2 separate regions of the Homo sapiens genome follow, and region 1 is linked to region 2. A link is a loop called in an ENCODE intact Hi-C map of the cell type or tissue named here. Cell type or tissue: body of pancreas. All regions are shown on one strand. Each heading gives the region's core, and the rest is flanking DNA. Links, peaks and the distances in the headings are about the cores only. Region 1 holds the start of MIR1228 (microRNA 1228). Region 2 overlaps NEMP1 (nuclear envelope integral membrane protein 1).

Evidence for each region. Peaks named below come from ENCODE experiments on the same cell type or tissue, not always from the same donor. Only the 100,000 strongest peaks of a DNase experiment are listed, where the experiment ranks them.
Region 1: it touches region 2 in a loop (3-fold over the local background); 66 of 110 quality-filtered maps call a loop at or near these places.

Annotation. Positions count from the first base shown.
Region 1 is chr12:57,183,801-57,195,879 of GRCh38, reverse strand. It overlaps LRP1 (LDL receptor related protein 1), which reads right to left. Exons shown (of 89, transcript NM_002332.3): 36 at 11,971-12,079; 37 at 11,666-11,795; 38 at 11,428-11,554; 39 at 10,890-11,041; 40 at 10,675-10,799; 41 at 9,972-10,349; 42 at 8,424-8,613; 43 at 4,871-5,075; 44 at 4,368-4,560; 45 at 2,910-3,035; 46 at 2,576-2,704; 47 at 2,195-2,314; 48 at 1,868-1,981; 49 at 1,377-1,526; 5 more. MIR1228 (microRNA 1228) reads right to left here and starts at 1,376; the gene lies at 1,304-1,376. RefSeq lists an enhancer at 2,821-3,320. In body of pancreas, for the core only: no CTCF peak of the experiment used is centred there; no DNase peak of the experiment used is centred there.
Region 2 is chr12:57,063,572-57,074,769 of GRCh38, reverse strand. It overlaps NEMP1 (nuclear envelope integral membrane protein 1), which reads left to right. Exons shown (of 9, transcript NM_001130963.2): 2 at 1,858-1,982; 3 at 3,877-4,096; 4 at 5,464-5,536; 5 at 10,031-10,124; 6 at 10,585-10,699. Among named protein-coding and RNA genes, the nearest start is that of NEMP1, 9.6 kb to the left of the region's middle. RefSeq lists an enhancer at 4,820-4,889. In body of pancreas, for the core only: a CTCF peak has its summit at 5,156 (motif pointing left); a DNase peak (open chromatin) is centred at 5,129; H3K27ac peaks cover 549 bases.

The DNA of each region.
Region 1 (12,079 bases), core at 1-8,000, 120 kb before region 2:
GCCGCAGGTCGGGTACTCTGGGGGAGGAATGGACCTGTGAGGCTGATGCCCTGGCCCGGCAGAGGGCAGGGCCTCCTCCCACCACCGCCGAAGGCTCACCACACTCGGGGGACTCATCAGAGCCATCTGCACAGTCACGGTCGTGGTCACACACGAAGTGCTTGGGGATGCACTGGCGGTTCTGGCACATGAACTCACGGTCGTCACAAGTGCTGTTGTACACTGTGGACAGAGGTGGACACAGCCCTTCAGCCCTGCCTGGCCAGCGGCCGACCGTCCCTCACTCTAACCTCCTGTGGTTCTCCTGGTAGAGTGGGCAGGGCACTGGATGAGGAGTCTGGACACCTGGGCTACAGCTATGGCTCCGCCCCCAGTGGACCCCGCTGAGGCATTTCCTCTCCTGCACCCCGGCTTCCCCATCTGCAAAGTGAGACTGTGGCCATTTGCTGTCCACCCGCTCCACGTGGCCCCGCCACTCACAGCAACCAGCTGCGATGCTCTCGTCTGCACCATCAGCACAGTCTTTGTCACCGTCACAGAGCCAGCGCTCGGGGACGCACACGTGGGTGCCAGGGCAGGAGAAGGAGGAGGGGCCGCACGTCTTGCCTTCTGTAGGGGGAGAGAGGGCCACTGAGAGACTTAGGAGCGGGTAGATCAGGTCTAGCAGTGGAGGTGATGGTTCGCCGTCGTCTGCAGGGGTGTCTGTGTGTGGGGTGGAGTTGGGTGGGGTCTGTCCCTCCCTGGGGCACCTCCCCCGGCCCAATCCCAGCTTCCTTACCACAGTGAGCAGCCTCGTCTGAGCCATCCCCACAGTCATCGCTGCCGTCACACAGCCACTGCTTGGAGATGCAGCGATGGTTCTGGCACTCAAACTGGGCCTCTGAGCAGAACTTGTCTGGGGCAGTCAGAAGCCACAGTTAGATGGGGAAGGGTGGGGGTCACCCACCTGGGGAGGCTGATGCCATGGGAAGGACAGGAGAGATGCCCACAGCACCCCTCTGTGGGGGGGCTCAGCAGCAGCTAGAGGCAGAGTCTCTGAGTCTGACCTCAAGAGTTGGGGTGTGGGGCAGGGGGTTGAAGGCTCTGGATGCCCTTTTCCAAGGGGGCATTTGCTGGGGGGGACTAAGAAGTGGGGCCCAGCAGGCTCTTGGAGCACTGAGTGGGTGCAGTGGTCACTCACTGCAGTGGGTCTCGTCCTCGCCATGTTCACAGTCATCCTCTTTGTCACACGTCCAGCTCATGGGGATGCAGCGCCCACTAGGGCAGGCGAAGTAATTCAGAGGGCATCTGGGGCGTTTCACACCTGGGGGGCGAGGCAGGTGTGAGGGCCCTGCTCACCGCAGGCCACCACCCACCACACACCTGCCCCCGCCCACCTGGGCAGTCGCGCTCATCACTGTAGTCCCCACAGTCATTGGCGCCATCACACACCCAGCTGGGTGCGTAGCAGAGTGAGGTCCGCTCGCAGGGCTGGAAGAGCACGCCCTTCACGCCCAGGCGGAAGTAGCTGCTGCAGTCGGTGGCACCTGGTGGGGGCAGGGGTGAGGGTGATACCTGGTTCCCCCTGGATCACCCCCGACTGGGGCAGCTGCCAGCCCTATGGAGCCTTCATGTGTTTCCAAAAGTTGAACGGTGCCCTTCTGGTGGGGCACTGTCTGCACCATCTGCTCACTGCCCCCTCTCGGAACCCCACGAGAGCCCAGGAGCAGGAGCGGGATGGGGACAGGGCCTCAGGGAGATGGAGGCTGTCAGCGGGGATGAGGGAAGGCAGAGAGGAATGTGGGCAGGTGCAGGAGGGCCTGAAGGCGGGAGATGCAGTGAGCGATGGGGAGGAGCCCAGGAGGTGCCAGCAAAGGGCGTCACTCACTGCAGTTCATCTCATCTGAGGCGTCCTCACAATCCACAAACTGGTTGCAGCGGCTGGAGTTCCCGATGCAGGTCCCGTCCCGGCAGCGGAACTCGCCCACACCACAGGCTGTCTCTAGAACAGTGCCCGCCCCGTATCGTCAGGCCAGAGTTTTCTCTGTGGGGGCCAGAAGGACGCAGGACAGAGCTCCTGGCCCACAGCACCTGCCCTGGCCTGTCACAGAGTGCCTTGAACCAGACACCACGGGGCCCAGGGACAAAGCTTGGCCAGGGAGGGGTGGGGCAGGAACTGAGGTACAGATGGGTTATGCCAGTGCGCCTCACTCACTGTTGCAAGGGATCTCGTCAGAGCCATCCCCACAGTCGTCGGCCCCGTTGCACCACAGCATGTTGGACACACAGCGCCCATTGCTGCACTGCCGGAAAGTCTTCTTGCAGCGGCGGGAGTCTGCAAATGGAGGAGTAGGCTGCGTGTCAGCCACAGGCACAGGGAAAGGGCTGCCTCCCTGAGACGTCATGCACGTGTCCAGCTGGCCACCCCCAAACCCAAAGGCCCAGTCCAGGCTAACAGTGGTTCTGCCCTTCATGAGCTCCCAAAACTCATGGTCAGGAAGCTGGGTCCTGATCCTGCTCCATCCTGCAGGGGCCTGGGGGAGGAGGACCTGGGCTCTGGGCCTGGAAGAGGCAGGGGCTGCAGGGGGCTCCTTACTGCAGTAGGATGGCTTCTCATCGGACTTGTCCTTGCAGTGGGGGACGCCGTCGCAGGTCAGGCTGAAGTTGATGCACTCGCCATTGGCACACTCAAACTCATCTTGTGCTCGGCAAGAGGAATTCACCGCTGGGGAGGGAGGTGGAGGGAGCTTTCTGAGCCAGCGCTGTGGGCCCCAGTGCCCACGCCTCCTCCCCCGGGGAGCTGAGGTCATCATCAGCGTCTTCTTGGCAAAAGGCTTTGGGGGGCTGGGCTGGAGCATGTAGGGGAGATGGTCACCATCCCTGGTGTGTGCTTGGGTTCCCCGCCAGCCCCTCCCCCCCGCCTCTCTCACCTCGGCAGGTGAGGTCATCCTGGAGGATTCGGCCCCCTCGGCATGAGCAGTTGACATGGCCCTGGTGAGTGAGCAGACACAGGTCCTGGCAGCCACCGTTGTTGATTCGGCATGGAGAGAGTTCACCTGAGCAGGGACAGGGTGGGCGCAGGGCTGGAGAGTGTTCTCTGCTGTGCATGCACCCAGAGTGCACCCACCCATTCACTGACTTCATGGAGCTCCCAAGCCTCTGCTCAGTCACGGCAGGCACAGCGGCTTGCAGCCAGTGGGGAGGGCATGGGGATGGCTGCTGTGGGAGGGCCAGGTGCATGGGGTTTTCGGCAGGTGTGCCGTTGAGGATGTGTGTGCTTTTAGGCAGGGCACCGTGGGCTTTGAGGAGTGTTTCTGAGAGATTCGAGTCTGAGGGCCCTGAGATCACGGGTGCAGTAGTGAGCCCCAGGGCGCATGGGAGACACCTGGGAAAGCTGCAGGTCTGTGGTGGGGGGCGCTGGGGCATGTACTCGTGCCCACTGAGGGCACGTGCACCCAGGCTCTCGGCTGTCTGTGTGGCTCCAAGTGAGGAGAGTGACCAGGGTGAGGGTAGGGGCACCGAGGGCATGGATGAGCCCTGAGGGGCGGGTGTGACATGAATGTGTGTGTGCAACGTGGAGGAGATGCCAGGCGTGTGCAGAGTCCATCTGTGTGCGTAGATGCCTTGGTGGGAAGGGGTACAGGAGCACTGGGGGTTTTGCGGTTCCAAAGGTGTGTACAGCTGTGTGTGTCTGTGTAATGGAGGCCCAGGGAGAGCAGGACCAGGCAAGTGTGTGTGGGGTGTGGTGTGTGGGGTGTGGGGTGTTTATAGTATGTCTGTGAGATGTGTGTGTGTGTGTGTGGCATGTTTGTGGTACGTGTGGTGTGTGGTGTGTGTGTGTGCTGTGTGGTGTGTGTGTGATGTGTGTTGTGGGTGGTAGGTGTGTGGCATGTGTATGTGTGTCCTATGTGTGGTGTGTATGTGTCATGTGTGGTGTGTGTATGTGGTGTGTGTATGTGGTGTGTGTGTGGTATGTGTAGTGTGTGTGGTGGTGTGTGTATGTGGTATGTGTGGGGTGTGTGTGGTATGTGTGGTGTGTATGTGGTGTGTGGTGTGTGTGTGGTATGTGTGTGGTGTGGTATATGTGGGGTGTGCATGTGATATGTGTGGTGTGTGTATGTGGGGTGTGTATGTGTGTGTATGTGTTGGGGGTGTATGTGTATGTGGTGTGTGGGGGGTGTGTATGGTGTGGTGTGTATGTGTTGAGTGTGTGGGAGGGGTGTGGTGTGTGTATGTGGTGTGGTGTGTGTAGTGTAGTATGTGTGGGATGTGTGTGTGTGGTATGTGTAGGGTGCGTGTGGTATGTGCGATGTGTGTGTGGGGTGTGTGTTTGTATGTCCATGCACGACAGGCAGGAGGGTGAGGCAGCTGGCGGCAGCCCCACTCACAGCTGTTGGTGTCGTTGGCCACGGCGATGATGCCCATGGGCTGCTGGGGGATGTCCACGCGCAGCAGCTTCATGTTGCTGCCCACGTGCTTGTTGGCCCGCTGCACTGCCCGCCGCACCCAGTCAGTCCAGAAAATGTGCTCCCCATACACGGCCAGCCCGAAGGGGTGGACAGGCTCTGACTTTAGGATCACCTGTGGAGACAGCACCATCACCGTCACAGCATCGCTCAGGCCTCTTGCCCAGTCTCCACCGGACCACAGCCTGGCCTGGCCTCTGACAGCTACAGAATGAGGGCCCGCAGAGGCATCCTGCTATCTCCCTCGTCTAGCTGATGAGGAGCAAGCTGGACAGGGTGGGGTTGACCGAGGCTGGGGCCTGGAGGCACTCACCTCCTCCCAGCTGTTCCCACCATGTCTGTGCCTGGACGGTCTTGGTTGACGGCTGACCCTGGCCCTGGCCTCCCCTCAGCCGCCCGCCAGCTCACCCACCCCGCAGACTCACATAGCGGTGGGAGCCGTCATACTCGCACCGCTCGATCTTGTCCAGGGTGGCGTCAGAGAAGTAGAGCTTCTCGGCACGGTGGTCGATGGCCAGGCCATTGGGGGTACGGATGTCCTTCTCGATAAGGGTCAGGACATTGGCTCCCGAGAGCGCCGCCCGCATGATGCTGGGATGCTGCTCATTCCAGTTGGTCCAGAACATGAGGCTGGGGGAAGAGGGTCCAGAGATCAGGAGGCAAAGCCTGAGAATCCACAACAGAGGGCACAGGCCAGGACGCGTAGGCACCTGGAACCTGGAAGCCTGCCAGGGCAAAGCCACCCCAGAGCCATAGAGGCCAGCAGTGCCCCAATGCCCAGGAAGGGCCCCACTATTGCACAGACAGTTCACACACGAGGTGGCTGAGTGTGAGGGGATGAGGGCCAAGTGTGAGATATTCACATTGCAGTATCTGGGCAGTGACCGTCTACTTGCTGAGAAGAGAGCCGGTGCAGCCAAGTGAGACAGGCCCTGGGGTTCCAGCCCTGGCTCCACCACCCACCAGCTAGGTGCCCTTAGGCAACTTACTCAACTGCCCTGTGCCTCAGTTTCCTCCTCTATGAGGTGGGGATGGTAGCACCACCTGCCTCGCAGGATGTGAGAGTGGAAGAAGTTAATCTCCATCTTAAGGACAGATGGCACACACTATGTGAGTATTTCCCAGGAGTTTATTCTTAACTGCTCTCTTCTGTGCAGGGAGGCTGGCTGTCTTCCAGATCATTCAGGAAGCCCTTGTGGAGCTGAGTGTGGCATGTGTCCCAGGTCCTGGGGTATGTGGGTCCTATCCTCAAGCAGCTCTCAAGAGTCCCCTTCTCCGTACTTTGAGGCCTTTGCATGTTTGGGGTTGGAGCCACCGTTCTGCCTCGTAACGGCTCCAACTTTGAATGAGCCTGTCGCCCCTCTGAGCCCTGGTTTCCTCTCAGTAAAGGAGGCAATGGGAACAGCCAGCCCCCAATTATGCCGTGCTCCTTGTGGGGTGGTGCTGAGGCTGGAGGGGGGCTGTGGAAGGCCTCAGGGCTGGTCATGCACTACCCTGGGTGTGACAGAGTGGTCCTTGGACCACCGGCATTGGATGGTGAGCCCTGGGTCCTCGGTCCCAGAGCTTGTCACTCAGCTAGGCCCAGGGCGGGGCAGGGGACTCCACATTCTCTTGCTCCTAGGCGATCCTTAGGCACAGTGGAGTCTGAGACCACCAAGCCACACAAAAGCCAGCTCCGTTCTCCAGTTCCCTAACAGGACCTGCCCCCGCCCCCACCCCAGTGCCTCTGGCCTCCTCCTACCTCTGCCCCTCACCATTCTGGCCACAGATCTGTCCTCTGGCCTGTGAACTTGTCTCCTCAGACCTCTCCAGGTCACACCCTTCTTGCCCACCCCCAGCGTCTCCAGCACCATTGAACTATCCCGCCTTCTGCTGGGCTCACGTAGGAAAATGGTGCTGCTCTGCCCCTCTGGAGACACTGGCTGCCCTGAGCCTCGGCGAGCTCGTGAGAAGCTCTGATCTTAAGGGCCTCATCCTGGAGGAGAGCAGGGGTTTGCGGTGGCTCTGGAATCGGGATGTAAGTTGGGAGGGAGGCGGCGTGTCCTTCTAGCCTCCATAAGGGAAAATGGGTATCCTGGGGCAGTGGCCAGTCATCTTCCTGGCTTGTCAGGATTGGACTTGGCCTGTCAGTCCCCACCAGGAACTCCTACACCTCAGGTGAAACTACTCACACCTGCAGTGAGAAGTGGTTTTCCTCCTGGCGTCAACAAACTCCTCCATGTGACACAACTGTGGTCTGGGTGAACCTGCTTCCCAGGAATGGGGCAGGAGGGAGAGAGAGGCTTTCCTGGGGTAGGTGCTCAGTGTCCAGGAACATGGCGGACCTTCTAACTATCCTACTGTGAGCTCTACAGGGCCATCAGTGCTCCAGTGCTGACGCGGGGAGGGCTCAGGAGGAGGCTGGGTTGTTGGAGTCTCCACTTGCCCCTGCCCTCTCCACTGGGGTCCACACTGGCTCCTTCTGATTCCCCGAAAGTGCCTGCTCCTTGTGGCCAGGGGGAGGGCCCCTCCTGCCAGCTCAGCTCTTTCTCCTGGGCACTGGGACCATGCTCCCACCCAGCCACTCCTGCCATCCTCAGACGCTGGCTAACATGCCGCCTCTTCAAGGACACGTTCCCTGACTTCCAGGTGGGGCCAGTCCTCAGCACACAGCCACGAAGCTCTTCATGACGCCCCTCGCGCTCCCCACTGGGTCCTCTGCACCTTCTTTGCCCTCAAAAGCCACTCGCTGAATGCGTGATGGAATCCCCTGGCCTCATAAGAAAGGAGCTTGGTGGGCAGCCAGGGGGTCACGTCCTCTGGGACGAGGGCCAGGCAGCCTTGCTGGACCCTCCAGGGAAGCTCCAGACTCATGAGGGACAGGCTCTGAGGCCATCCCCAGACAGGTGAGGCAGCCGAGGGTCATGGAAGGGGGGACTGGACCTTCATCATCAGCTGCAGATGTGCCAGATGACAGAGGCAGGAGGAAACAGAGGGTCCTTGAGCCAGGTTGGAGGTGACTGACATTGGGGGACTGGTGGGGGGAATCTGGGTTCGGGACACTCACGTATCTATACAGCTGCTTTGGGTTGTGTTTACTAGTTTCCTAGTAAAGCTTTTGAAAAACATTCCAAGCACTGCTGAATTGGGAAAAAAATGTTGCTAACATGTGGGCCTGGATCCCTAAGGCGAGGGGGTGGCTCACTAGAGGCCCAAACAGCCGGGATGAGGGCTGCCCCTGCGGGAGAACAGAGCAGGCTGACTGCGGGTGAACCCTCCAGGGGGAGCACCCACCCCCGGGTGCTTTCTGCCACCTGTCCTGGCTTGTGCTCCTAACTCCTCCGCACCCTGACCTCACTTCCTGGCTGGGCTCAGGCCTGCCTATGCTCTATGGCATGCAGAGGTCCCCCTCTGTCCTCCCTGCCTTGAATTTGCCTTTCTTCAGGCTTTTGCTCAAAGCACTTCCCCTGTCCGAGCTGGCCTTCCTTGTCTTTTCCAGTTCCAGGCTCTGGGCCAATCTACTGCCTTCATGACACCTGTGGTCACCCGTATACAGCCCTGTGCCAGTTACCATTACTTCCCACAAGTATGACTTCTCAACCCAGCTAGGTGGCTTGGTAGGCCCAGCCTTAGGCTTCTGTACGAAGGGTTCGACAAACATTCTTTGCCTGAAGCTTTGGATCCCAGAGCTAGAGGCCCTACCCTGTGCCTCCAACATGGTGCTCTGATGAATGAATCAATCACAAAGGCAGAGCGTCCCCCACAGTCCTGATGCTCCCTTTGGTGCAGGCAGCTGGAATCTTAGCCAGCTTGTATCACAGAAGAGGAACCTGAAGCTTAGGAAGCTTTTGCACCTCTCCCCAGATCACACAGCAGGGAAGGGTGGAGCTCAAGTGAGGGCCTGCCTCTCCTGCACCCCCGCTTGGATCTGCCTGGGGAGTTTCTGCCACCCCGAGTCCCACCTCTCCCTGCTACCCCCATCCCCAGGCAGCAGCTCACTTCTGGCACTCGTCCAAAACGAAGGCCCGTGGGTGGTCATCTCCAGACATAGTGATGACGGTCTCACGCTCGAAGGCCCCTGGGCGGGTCTGGTCCACTGTGTGGCGCGTGATGGTGGATGTCGTGTAGCTTGTCCAATAGAGAGTGTCCCAGCCACGGTGATAGGCCAGGCCTTCCACGGAGCCCACGTCTGTGAAGAGACAGGAGCAGCGATTTGTCAGGAGGGCCCAGAGGGCAGCCTGCACAGGAGCCGTGGGGGACAGCCTGGGGCAGGTGCTCTCCTGGCTGGAAGGCGAAGTGTGGGGTATGGGAGTGCAAGAGGTGCAGCAGAGAGGGCTCGGGGGCACCAGGGTCTGACTCAGTGCCCCCAACCTCTGCTGTCCTCACTCAAATGACCTGTGGTCACCTCTCAACCCTCTCCCACTGAGGGCAATCGGGCTTTCTGGTGTGTTTGCACTTTCCTGGAGCTGCAGTTCTGCTGAGCTGAGTGCAATGTAGATTTCTGTAAATCAAATCCTGCTTGGGCTGTACTGGGGAGCCCCCTACTTAAAAAGACCCTGAGCTGGATTGATTATTTTATAAAGCAGACATCTTAAACTCAGGTTAAAGAACCAAGGCACAGTGAGAGACACAGCCGAACAGCAGTGTAAGAGAAAAGACTAGAGTGTTAGTGGCTATAAGCGATGGTGGCTGCCAAAGGGCCATGCTGTGGTATGGTCTGCAGACAGCCGGAGGTGAGGGGACATCCCTTCCAGGGGTCTGGGGATTGATGTGCCAGTCTCTCCTGATCAAGCTACGAGCATGGAGTACCGAGTTTAGCTTCGGATGCTACATTTTTAGACAGACATGCAGGCTGGACTATGTGCAGCAGAAAATGTCCCAGAAAAGGCTGAAAGGACAGGTCTGTATACGTAGCACCTAGTTCGGTGCCTGGCAGGTCTTTATGGACCAGCTGAATGAATATATGAGCAAATGAATGAGTCAAGGGACCCGGTGGTAACCAGGCTGAAGAAGAGAAAATGTAGCAGGATGCAGTTTTCAAAGAGCTGAAAGGCTGTCCTGTGATGACAGCCCTGACACTGTAACTGCTCTTTCCAGAGCACACACTCCGTCCCCAGCATCACTGAGCTAAGCCTTCCTGCGCAGCAGCTCGAGGAATCCTGTCTCAGATGAGACACTCATCCACGCAGATGAGAAGGCTCAGGCTTGGCAAGAGCAGGAAACTGACCCAAGTTATTGAAAGCCCAAGTGACTGGAGCTCAGCCCCATGTCTGCAGCCTGGGTTTGTGAGCGTTGGGCTCCACAGAGACCTCTCGCTTGTTCTGTGCAGCTCTGAAGGCAGAACTAGGACCAGTGGCGGGAGGAAGTCGGGGGCTGACGCTGACTCCAAATCAGGAGTCATGTAACTGCGGGGGTGCAGTTGGATTCAGCTGAGTTGTAGCTGCTGGGATTCAGACCTAGGGTAGAGTGCCTGGCTGGGGTCTAAGAGTCTGTGCTGCTCCCCGCCCCATGTCCCACTTCCTGGGAAGACTTAGGGTCTGGGCTCACTTTCCACAATGGTGATCCTCCTGGAGCCATCGTCGTTGATCTGTTGGATGTTCCCAAAGTGGATGTCGCTGAAGAAGATGCGATTGGGGGTGCCCGGAGAGGTGCCTGCCCGGTAGTCAAAGGCCAGGGCGATGACGTTCTTCATGTGCTCAGGGTCCTCGAAGGGCTGCACGGGCGCATTGAGGTTGCGCTCATCCGACAGGTGGATACTCTTGAGAATGGTGCGCTCTGAGTAGAGCAGGTAGCCGGCATACTCGCGGCACGATGCTCCGTCTTCAGCCAGCATCCCGTGGGCACAGGCGCAGGCCCGCTGCCCACGGCCCCGGTACAGGCACAGCTGCTGGCACCCGCCATTGGCCACCGCGCACACGTTGGTGCCTGGGGGAGGGGAGGGTACAGAGGGCAGGGCCTGCCTTGGGAAAGGCTCACTGGTGCCTTTGTCATCCAGGCTTTGGCGAAAGCTCTGCCCTCTGCCTCGGTATTCCCAGCTTGAATGACCCTCCAGGGCCCAGAGTCCAATGCCAAGATCTGTCCCAGAGCACCTCAGCCTTTCCTCCCCATCCCTGGGTCTCTCGGGCCATCGGAAGTTGCCCCATGGGTCTAACTTGTCTCCCAGCCCTCTCACACTGGGTTCCCTGGGGAGCACTCTCCCAGGCCAGAGTCCCCCTCACCTCTCCACCCCAGCCCAGAGCCCCAGCCTCACCTTTCTGCCGGTCCCGGTTGAAGACTTTGATGTCTTTAAGCTGGACGCCGATGCCGGTTCGCAGGGGCACGGAGTCTGTGGCATTGTCTTTGCTCCCGCGCTTGATAGAGCCGTTGGCATGAGTCCTGAGGGAAGGACAGGGCACAAGCAGGGCATCAGTGGAGGCAGGAGGGAAGGAAGAGATCAGCTGAGGAGGCCAGGACAGAAGCCCTCACCTGTCACTCCAGTAGATGAAATCCTCAAACACAGACACTGAAAACATGTCCATGTTGTTGCTGGACAGAACCACCTCGCGGTTCTCACCTGTCTCCAGGTCGATCCGTTCAATCTTGTCTGTCCGTGCATCGCACCAGTACAGCTTCCCATCCTACAGGCCAGAGGCACCCACCTCACCTCCAGGGCTGAGCTCGCTGCCAGCCCCATGTCTGGGGCAGCAGGGAGTGCCTGGGCCAGAGTGAGGCCCTCAGTTCAGCCTCCCCTAACTCACTCCTGCCTCCTGCATACACTCCTGCCCACTGCCCTGCTGATAAGGTGACCTCCAGGCATCTCTCCACTCCCCCACTCCCCACTTCTGAGCGACCCCTGCCCATCATCTCTGTGGTAGCAGGAGTCCTACTCTGGGTGGAGGGCTGGGCTGGGAGACCCTGTGACTTCCCCTGGGCTCCAAGTCCTCCCAGAATGGGCTCATCACAGGGAACAGGAGCCTGGGTCAGGGGTCTACCATCGGATCCAAGGCCAAGTTGGCGTGCGAACCTGGTAGTCCACTGAGATGCCGTTGGGCCAGCTGATGCTGACGTTGACCAGCACCACACGCTCCGTGCCATCTAGCCGAGACCGCTCAATACGCGGATACTGACCCCACTCAGTCCAGAACAAGTACCTGTAGGGTGGGGGTGGAAGTGGGGGTCAGTCCTCAGACCCTGGAGGAGACAGGGCCTCATCAGCATGGGCCATGGGCAGAATGACAAGGCCAGTCTTTCCAGCTCCTCACCCTTTCTCCGGGTGGACGGTGATGGCCCGGGGCTTGTCTAGACCCTGGGAGATCACCACGTAGCGGAAGGAGCCATTGAGCCGGGCGACCTCGATGACATCAAAGCCCTGGTCTGTCCAGTAGATGTTGCCTAAGGAGGGAGTTGGTGGGGCTCAGGGAGGTTAGGTGAGGACAGGTGGACCTGGTGTCTCCAAGCTCCCAGGCACCCCTACAGCTCCTCTTCCTGCTCCCGCCAACTCCTCCTCTCACTTCGTCCCCCAGTCCTCTGCCACACCCCAAGCCCCACAAACCTGCCCACTGCTCACCTGCGATCCAGTCCACTGCAATGCCCTCCACACGGCCAATGCCATTGGTCACCACGTCTTCACGCCACGTCTGGTCCCGCTTGGCCCGGCTGATCGTGCTCAGGCCCAT
Region 2 (11,198 bases), core at 305-8,304:
ATTAAATACAAATTGAGAGGAGAATCTTCTGTTTTGGTAAATCAGAGGGACTGCATGTAATCATTGCCTGCTGTTAAAATTTGAAGTGACACAAAACAGCTGGAAGGAAACAACCTTGAAATCTTTTAGTATCCTCCAAAAGTACTATATATTAAAAATATTGCTGGCTGGGCGTGGTGGCTTACGCCTGTAATCCCAGCACTTTGGGAGGCTGAGGTGGGTGGATCAGTTGAGGCCAGGAGTTCTAGATCAGTCTGGCCAACATGGTGAAACCCCATCTCTACTACAAAAATACACACACACAAAAAAAGTTAGCCAATTGAGTTGGCTCATGCCTGTAATGCCAGCTACTCAGGAGGCTGAGGTGGGAGAATCGCTGGAACCTGGGAGGCAGAGGTTGCAGTGAGCCAAGATCGCACCACTGTATTCCAGCCTGGGTGACAGAGTGAGACCCTGTCTGAAAAAAAAAAAAAAAAATGCTGGCTGGGCATGGTGGCAGATCTGTAATCCCAGTGCTTTGGGAGGTCAGCGTGGGTGCTTTGGGAGGCCAATGTGGGAGGATTGCTTTAGGCCAGGAGTTCAAGACCAGCCTGGGCAACATAGTAAGACCTTGTCTCTTTAAAAAAAAAAAAAACTAGCTGGGTGTGGTGGTGTATACCTGTAGTCCTGGCTACTTGGGAGGCTGAAGTGGGAGGATTGTTTGAGCCCAAGAGTTTGAGGCTGCAATGAGCTATGATCACATTACTGTACTCCAGCCTGAGCAGCAGAGCCAGACCCTGTCTCAAAAAAAAAATAAAAAAATAAAATAAAAAACCTGCCAATTCTGTTCTACTCAGGAAAGGGATAGAGAAAATCAACAGATGGAGTAGTTTAGCTTACTTTATTCCTTTATAGGACAGGAAGTATATCTAGTGTTTAAGACCATAGTCAGACCTGGGGGTGAATCTCAGATAGGCTATTTACTATTTGTGTGATTTTGGAGCAAATTACTTAATCTTTCTTAAACATCAGTTCCTCATTTATAAAATAGGGATTATGAGAGTGCTTACCTCATAGCATTGTTGGGAGCATTAAATGAGACAGCATACTGTCTCTTTTATTTATGTATTTATTTTTTATTTTTTTGAGACAGAGTTTTGCTCTTTTTGCCCAGGCTGGGGTGCAATGGCGTGATCTCGGCTCACCTCAACCTCCGCCTCCCAAGTTCAAGTGATTCTCCTGCCTCAGCCTCTCGAGTAGCTGGGATTACAGGCATGTGCCACCACGCCTGGCTAATGTTTTTGTATTTTAGTAGAGACGGGGGGGTTTCTCCATATTGGTCAGGCTGATCTCAAACTTCTGACCTCAGGTCATCCGCCCACCTCAGCCTCCCAAAGTGCTGGGATTACAGGCATGAGCCACCGCGCCTGGCAGCATACTGTCTTAATAGATACTTAATACAAAAAAAAAAATTAGCCGGGCACGGTGGCGGGCGCCTGTAGTCCCAGCTACAGGCTGAGGCAGGAGAATGGCGTGAACCCAGGGGGCGGAGCTTGCAGTGAACCAAGATAGCCCCACTGCAGTCCGGCCTGGGCAAAAGAGCGAGACTGTCTCAAAAAAAAAAAAAAATAGATACTTAATAGTAGTTTTTATTATTACTTTTCTGACTGAATGACTGTGTAATATTTAAATAATTAAACGACAGAAATAAGATTCTGCCTTAGTTCTTCCTTCTTCTCAGTTTTTTTTCTTATTTCTCAGTCTGGCTAATGTTTTAACCCAAAGTTTAGGAAAATGGTTAGTTTAATCTTTTTCATGAAATGAGTTATAGTTATTAGCTTGTTATGTTTAATTCTTGTTTCCTTTCTTTGCATAAAGCTGAAACTGATGTAAATGTGGTCATGCTTCAGGAATCCCAAGTTTGTGAAAAGCGTGCCAGCCAACAATTCTGTTACACAAATGTGCTTATCCCAAAATGGCATGATATATGGACACGGATACAGGTAATAACTTGGAATCCTCTGGCAGTGGCAGCTTCTGTAAATTTCTGTTGGTGATTAGTGAGTATTTTGACACTTTCTTCCCCTTCACATGCTTAAAAAAAATGTTGTTAACAATCTTGTTAGGGTTGAGATTATCCTGAGTTGTGTTTTCATCAATAAGCATTTATGCCTACTTTGTATTCCTCTCTGCTCCCTCAAGTAGATTACGGTATTCTAAGGTAAACTTCTTTCCTCCTCCCTCCTTTTCCCAAAGAAACTGCTTTGTTTTCTTGTCCTTCATTTTGCAGTATGTGTGTGTGCACGCACACATACCCCTCTTTCTTTTTTTATTTTTATTTTTTATTTTTTGAGGCAGAGTCTCCCTCTGTCGCCCAGGCTGGAGTGCAGTGGCACCATCTTGGCTCACTGCAATCTCTGCCTCCCGGGTTCAAGCGATTCTCCTGCCTCAGCCTCCCAAGTAGCTGGGATTACAGGCATACGCCACCACACCTGACCAATTTTTTTGTATTTTTTGTAGAGATGGGGTTTCATCATGTTGGCCAGGCTGGTCTGAAACTCCTGCCCTCAGGTGATCTGCCCACCTTGGCCTCCCAAGGTGTTGGGATTATAGGCATGAGCTATCGCACCCAGCCCCCTTCTTTCTTTTTAAAGGCCTTATGCCTTCTTTGGGCTGGAAACTGTTATGTGCCTGTGAGGATGTAAACTCTTTTGCCCCACTGTTCCTATTCTGATTCTATATGAGATATTTCATAAACCCCCGAGCTGAAGAATTACTTTGGTCTCATTTATTTCATAACACTGTTAAGTCACCTGGCAAACAGGAATGTCTGGCTGTAACAGTGATTGTACAAAATAGGTCCTTTCAGAAATGTCGTAGTTGTTATAAGCATAGTTACTGATAAGGACATTTGTTGTTCACATCAAAAACATAAGGGTGGACTTGTGGATTTGTTTTTTTTTTTTGAGACGGAGTCTCGCTCAGTCACCCAGGCTGGAGTGCAGTGGCACGACCTCGGCTCCCTGCAACCTCTGCCTCTTGAGTAGCTGGGGGCCATGCCCAGCCAACTTGTGGATTTTTAAAAAAAATTCTTTAAAAAAAATGTCTGACAAGCCGGGCGCAGTGGCTCATGCCTGTAATCTCAGCACTTTGGGAGGCTGAGGCGGGCAAATCACTTGAGGTCAGGAGTTCGAGACCAGCCTGGCCAATATGGTGAAACCCCGTCTCTACTAAAAATACAAAAATTAACTGGGCATGGTGGCGCACACCCTGTAGTCCCAGCTACTCAGGAGGCTGAGGCAGAAGAATCGCTTGAATCCAGGAGGTGGCGGTTGCAGTGAGCTGAAGTCATGTCACTGCACTCCAGCTTGGGCGACAGAGCGAGACTCCATCTCAAAAAAAAAAATTATCTGATAAAAAAGTGATACTCCATCTGGGGCACATTATAACCAACATTTACTCATAATCAGTGGCTTGTGACAATGGATTGAACTCAGCCTGTCATTACGGAAAACATTTTTAGTTTTCTGGGGCAGTTTATGCCTGGCAATTTTCTTAATATTATAGACCTTTGCTTTGTGTGATCTCTAATAAATAGCTGTATTGATAACTCTTTCAGTTTGGAAGTCTTTTTTCCCTCTATGTTCTGCCCTAATAGTAGATTCAGATCATGTTAACAAGAAGGTATTCTAACAGCTGTCTCTCTGTAACATGTGCAGTGTTATTTGCCCAATTATGTTTTAGCCACTGTATTTCTATATTTCTGATAAGCTTTGTGGAAAACTGGCACCATTACTGATTTGGTTGTTAGTCTGAGGGTTTTTTAAAAAATTGTATTTGTGAAAAATTAAAATTCCTACTTCCTTTTTTCTCATCCTGATTTTATTTGTGTTACAGATCCGAGTAAATAGTTCCAGATTGGTTCGAGTCACCCAGGTGGAGAATGAGGAGAAACTGAAGGAGCTAGAGCAGTTTAGTATCTGGAACTTTTTTTCCTCCTTTTTAAAAGAGAAATTGAATGACACCTATGTTAACGTGGGTCTATACAGCACAAAAACCTGCCTCAAAGTTGAGATTATAGAGAAGGACACCAAGTACAGTGTCATTGTGATCCGGAGTAAGTCTCACCTCTGTTTTTCTGATGGATTCTGTAGTGATAAGGACTGAGTTCTGAAGGGTATAATTAGTGAGACTGAGAAGTCAGCCTAAGACAGCTCCAGTTGGGTTCTGATTATAACCCTGAGTATACCACTGCTCTAAACAGTTCATGGAGACTTCACCCCTATCAGACAGGCCTAGAATTGAAACTCCACCTCAGGAAATTCTGAGTACCTCCTTACCTGGAACTGTGAAGACTTTTATTCTTTTATTCCCAATTACATTGTGCTGCTAATGTCCCTGAGCATATATGCCAAATACTCTTAGAGTAAATCAGATAGACGTGTTCTACCTTCTGGACACTTCTAGACAAAGGTAACTGTCTGATGTGTACATGCCTACATTTAAAGACGTGAATGGTTAATAAAAATTGAAGAAAGGTAAAATTGAAAATCATTCACAAGTAAAAAGAGTATTCATGGAACCATAAATAAAGATGAAGACCACTGCAGTTTAAAACTTATTCAGTGGAACTGGGAGAAGTTTTCTCTTTTCTGAAGATGACTGAGAAAGTTTCAGGGGAGATGGATCCTGTTGAATTCTCTCTGACTTTGTTTCCCCTTGGTTACTACACAGGGTCCTGGGATGTTGTAAGTAGTAGAAATGTTTCTAGGTTTAGTATGAAATAGGTTGTGCCCTTCCATTTGTCCTAGGGTTCTTTGGTTACGTAGGGTTGGCTTGTTTTTTGACGTTCCTTCTACAGTTACTGATTCCTTCTGCTCCTGTTCTGTTTGTGGGCCTCCCGTAGAACTCTTGAATGTGAAAGCTGTGGGAGTATCTGGTATGCCACTAAGGGGCCTTTGCTAGGGCCCCCTGGTCCTGAGTGAGAGGTATTTGCGTGTAGGCTTTTCCAGCACAGTGTTCTGTAGCAAAGGGAAGTAGGTGGTATTGTTGGGCAAGAAAAGCAGCCAGTTAGAGAACAACACAAGGCCCTGACCCACAGTTCTGGGCAAATCTGCTGAGTTCCATGACTGTGAGTGACTTAAAGCTTGAAAGCCAGAGTGATAGAGACCCCTTGTGGGTGATTGCATGAATTGCTGATGGTACTGTGTCTAGCTTTGTCCAAAACGAAGCTTGAGTTTCTTTTAACCTTAGCATAGGTAGCCTAAGTAAAAGTAAGATCTTCAGGCAAATACAGGTTAGACAGAGACCTAATTATACATTGGAAGGGTGCCCAGGCTTTAGGTGAAATTTAAATGCTTTTTAGGTGGGCTGTTTGCATTTATTTTTACTGTAGCTGACCAATAGTGCCAACGTTGTCTTTTATTCTATAATACCTTAAGCAGTTTTGTTCCCTTATTAAGCAAAAATCTTTATTTATTTCAGGATTTGATCCCAAACTCTTTCTTGTTTTCCTTCTTGGACTTATGCTATTTTTTTGTGGAGACTTGCTGAGCAGGTAGGTTCCAAGGCTAGTGTGCAGAATGAAACGGCTCATACCTATCCTGCCTGCGTTTTATAGTAACTATTAAGTACTGCCATTCCCATTTCCAGGACCTTTATGGCTTGGCCGTTGCCTGCTTGGATATTTAAAAAAATACTTTAATGTGTATTATGATTTTTGTTTTTTCTTATTTGAACAATGTTGACAATAGTGAAATTCCCACATTAGGTTGGCCCATCATTAGGTTGATAGGAGTTAGCCAATACAATGAAATGGAACATCATCACCCTTTCTATTGCTAGAAGTAATGTGTTAAGGTGTCATCTTTACAGGTCCATGGGTTGATGAGTTTCATTTTGTTCAGACGTAAAGAAACAAATAGCTTCTGGGTACGGTGGCTCACGCCTGTAATCACAGCACTTTGGGAGGCCAAGGCTGGCGGATCATGAGGTCAGGAGATCGAGACCATCCTGGCTAACACGGTGAAACCCCATCTCTACTGAAAATGCAAAAAAATTAGCCAGGCGTGGTGGCGGGCGCCTGTAGTCCCAGCTACTTGTGAGGCTGAGGCAGGAGAATGGCGTGAACCCAGGAGGTGGAGCTTGCAGTGAGCCGAGATCGTGCCACTGTGCTCCAGCCTGGGCAACAGAGCAAGACTCCATCTCAAAAAAAAGGAAACAAATATCACAGCTCAGCCTGGGCAACATGGCAAAACCCTGTCTATACAAAAATTAGCTGGACGTGGTGGTATGTGCCTGTGATCCCAGTTACTCGAGAGGCTAAGGCACGAGAACCGCTTGAGCCTGGAGGCGGAGGTTGCGGTGAGCCAAGATCACACCACTGTACTTCAACCTGGGCCACAGAGGGAGACCCTGTTTAAAAAAAAAAAAAAAAATCAAGTGTTTATTCATTTTTTCCTTTAGGAACCTACTAGTTAAGACAGGTGAGACTGACATGTACAAATATGAAGAAAATATATAGGTAACTAAATAAACATTGAATGAAGGTAAAATCAACATTAAGTTTGTATACAAGTAAAAAGTATTTGTGGAGTAGTGAATGCAAGATTAACAATTGGAGTTTGAAGTTGGGCTGGAGTGGGGTTGCTGGAAGTTGTTATTTTGGTGATGCTGAGAGAAACAGGGAGGAATAACTGGTAGAAAAAATCTGGAATGGGGGGCTGGTTGTGGTGGCTCACCCCTGTAATCCTAGCACTTTGGGAGGCTGAAGGGGGAGGATAACTTGAGCCCAAGAGTTTGAGACCAGCCTAGGTAACATAGTGAGACCCTGCCTCTACAAAAAAATACAAAAATTAGCCAGGCATGGTTGTGCATGCCAGTAGTCCCAGCTACTTGGGAGTCTGAGGTAGGAGGATCACTTGAGCCCAGGAGGTTGAGGCTGCAGTGATCCGTGATTGCACCACTGCACTCCAGCCTGGGTGACAAAATAATAATATTCAGGTCGGGAGAGATGATGGGGATGTGAATAGGACATTACGTAAAGGCTGATTATTGGGAAATACATGAGGGAAGACCTTTAATCCTAATCTTCATAATCTGGCAGTAACTACATAGCATCAGTCTCTACAGTTCTCTGACCTCAAGTTTTGGGCAAATATAGTCACACATCACTTTATTGTACTTCACTTTTTTGTGGTTCACAGATAGTGCATTTCTTTCCAAATTGAAGGTTCGTGGCAACCCTGGGTCAAGCAAATCTATCACACCGTTTTCCCAACAGCATGTGCTCACTTGGGGTCTGTGTGTCACATTTTAGTAATTATAATATTTCAAACTTTTTCATATGATTATAACTGTTATGGTGATCCATAATCAGTGATCTTTGATGCTGCTGTTGCAATTATTTTGGGGCACCACATGTCCATGTAAGACAGTATATTAGTTCATTTTCTTTTTTTTTTTTTTGAGACAGAGTCTCGCTCTGTCGCCCAGGCTGGAGTGTAGTGACGCGATCTCGGCTCACTGCAAGCTCCACCTTCCGGGTTCATGCCATTCTCCTGCCTCAGCCTCCCGAGTAGCTGGGACTACAGGCACCTGCCACCACGTGCAGCTAATTTTTTGTATTTTTAGTAGAGACGGGTTTCACCGTGTTAGCCAGGATGGTCTCGATCTCCTGACCTCATGATCTGCCTGCCTCAGCCTCCCAAAGTGCTGGGATTACAGGCGTGAGCCACTGCGCCCAGCCTATTAGTTCATTTTCATACTGTTGATAAAGATACCCAAGACTGGATAATTTATAAAGAAAAAGAAGTTTAATGGACTCACAGTTCCTGGTGGCTGGGGAGGCCTCATAATCATGGCAGAATGCAAAAGGCACATCTTACATGGCAGCAGGCAAGAGAGAATGAGAACCAAGTGAAAGTGGAAACCCCTTATAAAACCATCAGATCTCATGAGACTTATTCACTACCATGAGAACAGTATGAGGGCAACTGCCCCCATGATTCAATTATCTCCCACCAGTTCCCTCCTACAACACGTGGGAATGATGGGAGCTACAATTCAAGATGAGATTTGGGTGGGGACACAGCCAAACCATATTAGACAGTGAACTTCATCGATAAATGTCATGGGTGTTCTAACAACTCAACCAATTGGTTATTCCCGTCTCCCTTCTTCTTGGGCCTCCCTATTCCCTGAGAAACAGCAATATTGAAACTAGGCCAATTAATAACCCTAGAGTAGATTGTGAGTCTTCAACTGAAAGGAAGAGTCATACATCTCTCTGATTATGCTTAGTGAGAACAGCAAAAGCCAAGACAGACCGAAAGCTAGACCTCTTGTCCTGAGCAGTTAGCCAAGTTGTGAGTGCAAAGGGAAAGTTCTTGAAGGAAATTAAAAGTGCTACTCCAGGGAACACACAAGTGATAAGAAAGTGAAACAGCCTTATTGCTGATATGGAGAGAGTTTTAGTTGGCTGTTGAGAAGATTAAACCAGATACAACTCTTTTTTTGTTTGTTTGTTTGTTTTTTTGAGACAGAGTCTTGCTCTCTTGCCCAGGCTGGAGTGCAGTGGCGTGATCTCGGCTCACTGCAAGCTCCGCCTCCCAGGTTCATGCCATTCTCCTGCCTCAGCCTCCCTAGTAGCTGGGACTATAGGCGCCTGCCACCACACCCAGCTAATTTTTTTGTATTTTTAGTAGAGACAGGGTTTCACCGTGTTAACCAGGATGGTCTCGATCTCCGGACCTCGTGATCCTCCCATCTCAGCCTCCCAAAGTGCTGGGATTACAGGCTTGAGCCACCATGCCCGGCCAGATACAACTTTTTTAAAGCTAAAGGCTGATCCAGAGCAAGACCCTAACTGTCTTCAATTCTGTGAAGGGTGAGAGGTGAGGAAGCCTCAGAAGAAAAGTTTACAGCTAGTGAAGGTTCTTGGTTCATGAGATTTAAGGAAAGAAGCTGTCTTATTACATAAGTGCAAGGTAGGCTAGGCGTGGTGGCTCAGGCCTGTAGTCCCAGCACTTTGGGAGGCTGAGGCGGGCAGATCACTTGAGCCCAGGGAGTTCGAGACCAGCCTGAGCAACATGGTGAAACCCTGCCTTTACAAAAAATACAAAAAAGTCATGGTACCAGCTACTCGGGAGGCTGAGGTGGGAGAATCACCTGGGCCCAGTAGATCAAGGCTGCAGTGAGCCATGATGACGCCATCGCACCCCAGCTTGGGCAACAGAGTGAGACTTTGTCTCAAAAAAAAAAAAAAAAAAGATGAACCAAGCACTGATATAGAAGCTGTAGCAAGTTATTCAGAAGATCTAGCTAACATCATTGTTGAAAGTGGCTACAATTAAAGAGCTCCTCAGTGTAGACAAAATAGCCTTATACTAGAAGAAGATGCCATTGAGGACTTTGATAGCGAGAGAGAAGTCAGTGCCTAGCTTCAAAGGAGGGGTGATCCTCTTGTTAAGGGTTAATGCTGTTGGAGGATTGACTCCAGTTTTGAAAGAAGTTGTGGTAAAATGCTATCAGACAGTATTGCATGCTTTAGAGAAATCTTCATTGAAAGGATGAGTCAATGCAGCAAACTTCATTATATTTTAAGAAATTGCCACAGCCACTCCAGCCTTCAGAAACCACTGCCTTCATCAGTCAACAGCCATCAACATGGAAGTGAGACCCTCCACCAGCAAAAAAAATGATGACTCACTGAAGGCGTAGATGATCTTTAGCAGGTTTTAGCAAAGTATTTTTAATTAAGGAATATATATTTTTAAGACATAATGCTGTTGTACACTTAATATACTATAATATAGTGTAAACAATTTTTATATGCAGTGGGAAACCAAAAAATTTGTGTGACTTACTTACTGCAATTGCAATATTTGGTTTATTGCAGTGGTCTGGAACCAAATTTGAAATGTCTCTGATGCTTGTACTGCTCTAATCTTGTACCTTTTAAAATCTTTCGGCTGGGTTAGTTGTCCTAGTTTCAACAGTGCTATGTATGAAATATATACATATGGTCATGAAATACATTTTTTTCCTGCAGAAGTCAAATTTTCTACTACTCTACTGGGATGACTGTGGGAATTGTGGCCTCTCTGCTAATCATCATTTTTATACTATCTAAGTTTATGCCTAAGGTAAGTATCAGAATCTTCATGTGCAGCTAGAATGAATTTGGATAGCTGAAGGACTGTTTTCCTGGGTAATCTTAGAAAACTGAAAATGTGTATTGATGGCTGATGAGTCAATATCCTACTCTCCTTGATTCAGAAAGGTACTTTCCACGATGAAACTTGGAGCCTGATTACAAATTCTTTCTTTTTATATAAAATCCTGTGCTCAGAGGGGGATTAAAGTCTGCTTCCTGTTTTTTAATTATATAGCCAGGCTTTTAAGTTATTTAGCATTTCATCTTCCCAGTGTTCGTTGCAGACTGTACCATTTTAAGTATAAAGGACATCTTTTTAAGAGAAGTGTTTTTTGTGCATTTTGAGTAGGTTGAATTTTTTAAAAAAAAAATCATAGTTCCATTTTGCTTCTTTTATGTATGGAAAGCCTGTTGTAACTTTTTGCTTTCACTTCTACTCTCTGTCTTAGAAAAGTCCCATTTACGTCATCCTGGTGGGAGGCTGGTCTTTTTCTCTGTACCTCATTCAACTAGTTTTTAAAAATTTACAAGAGATCTGGAGGTGTTACTGGCAGTATCTTTTAAGTAAGTGTTGTCGGTTTTGCTTTCCTTTTGTACGTTTATAGGCTGTTTCAGTTAATTTGATCATGAAAAGATTTTGCCTGCTTATGGGATTTAATAGTTCATGTCATTTTTTTAAACTTTTAAAAATCATAGTTTTTCACTTATTTCTAATCCCTCTACAATTATCACCTTCTCTTAAATTAGAATGGTGCTGTTAAGGCGAAGATGTTCATTTATTGGTATTTATAAATATACCTTTCTTTACACAATAAACATCTTTCTGAAAAGCTGTAAGTTGACTTTATTAATGGAATCATATTTTAAATATACTTGGGGACCTTAAGTAAAAGACTCCGCAGTTAATTTTTTTCTCCTTCATTTCTGAATGAACTGCTGTAGATTTTATTTACAAAGTAAAAATCCTTGGTCATATAGATAGTAACCTTTGAGTTATCCTTTGAAGGGTGATTAATCTGGATTTCTGTATATTGGTTTTTTAAAATAGTCTATTTCAGGGTTG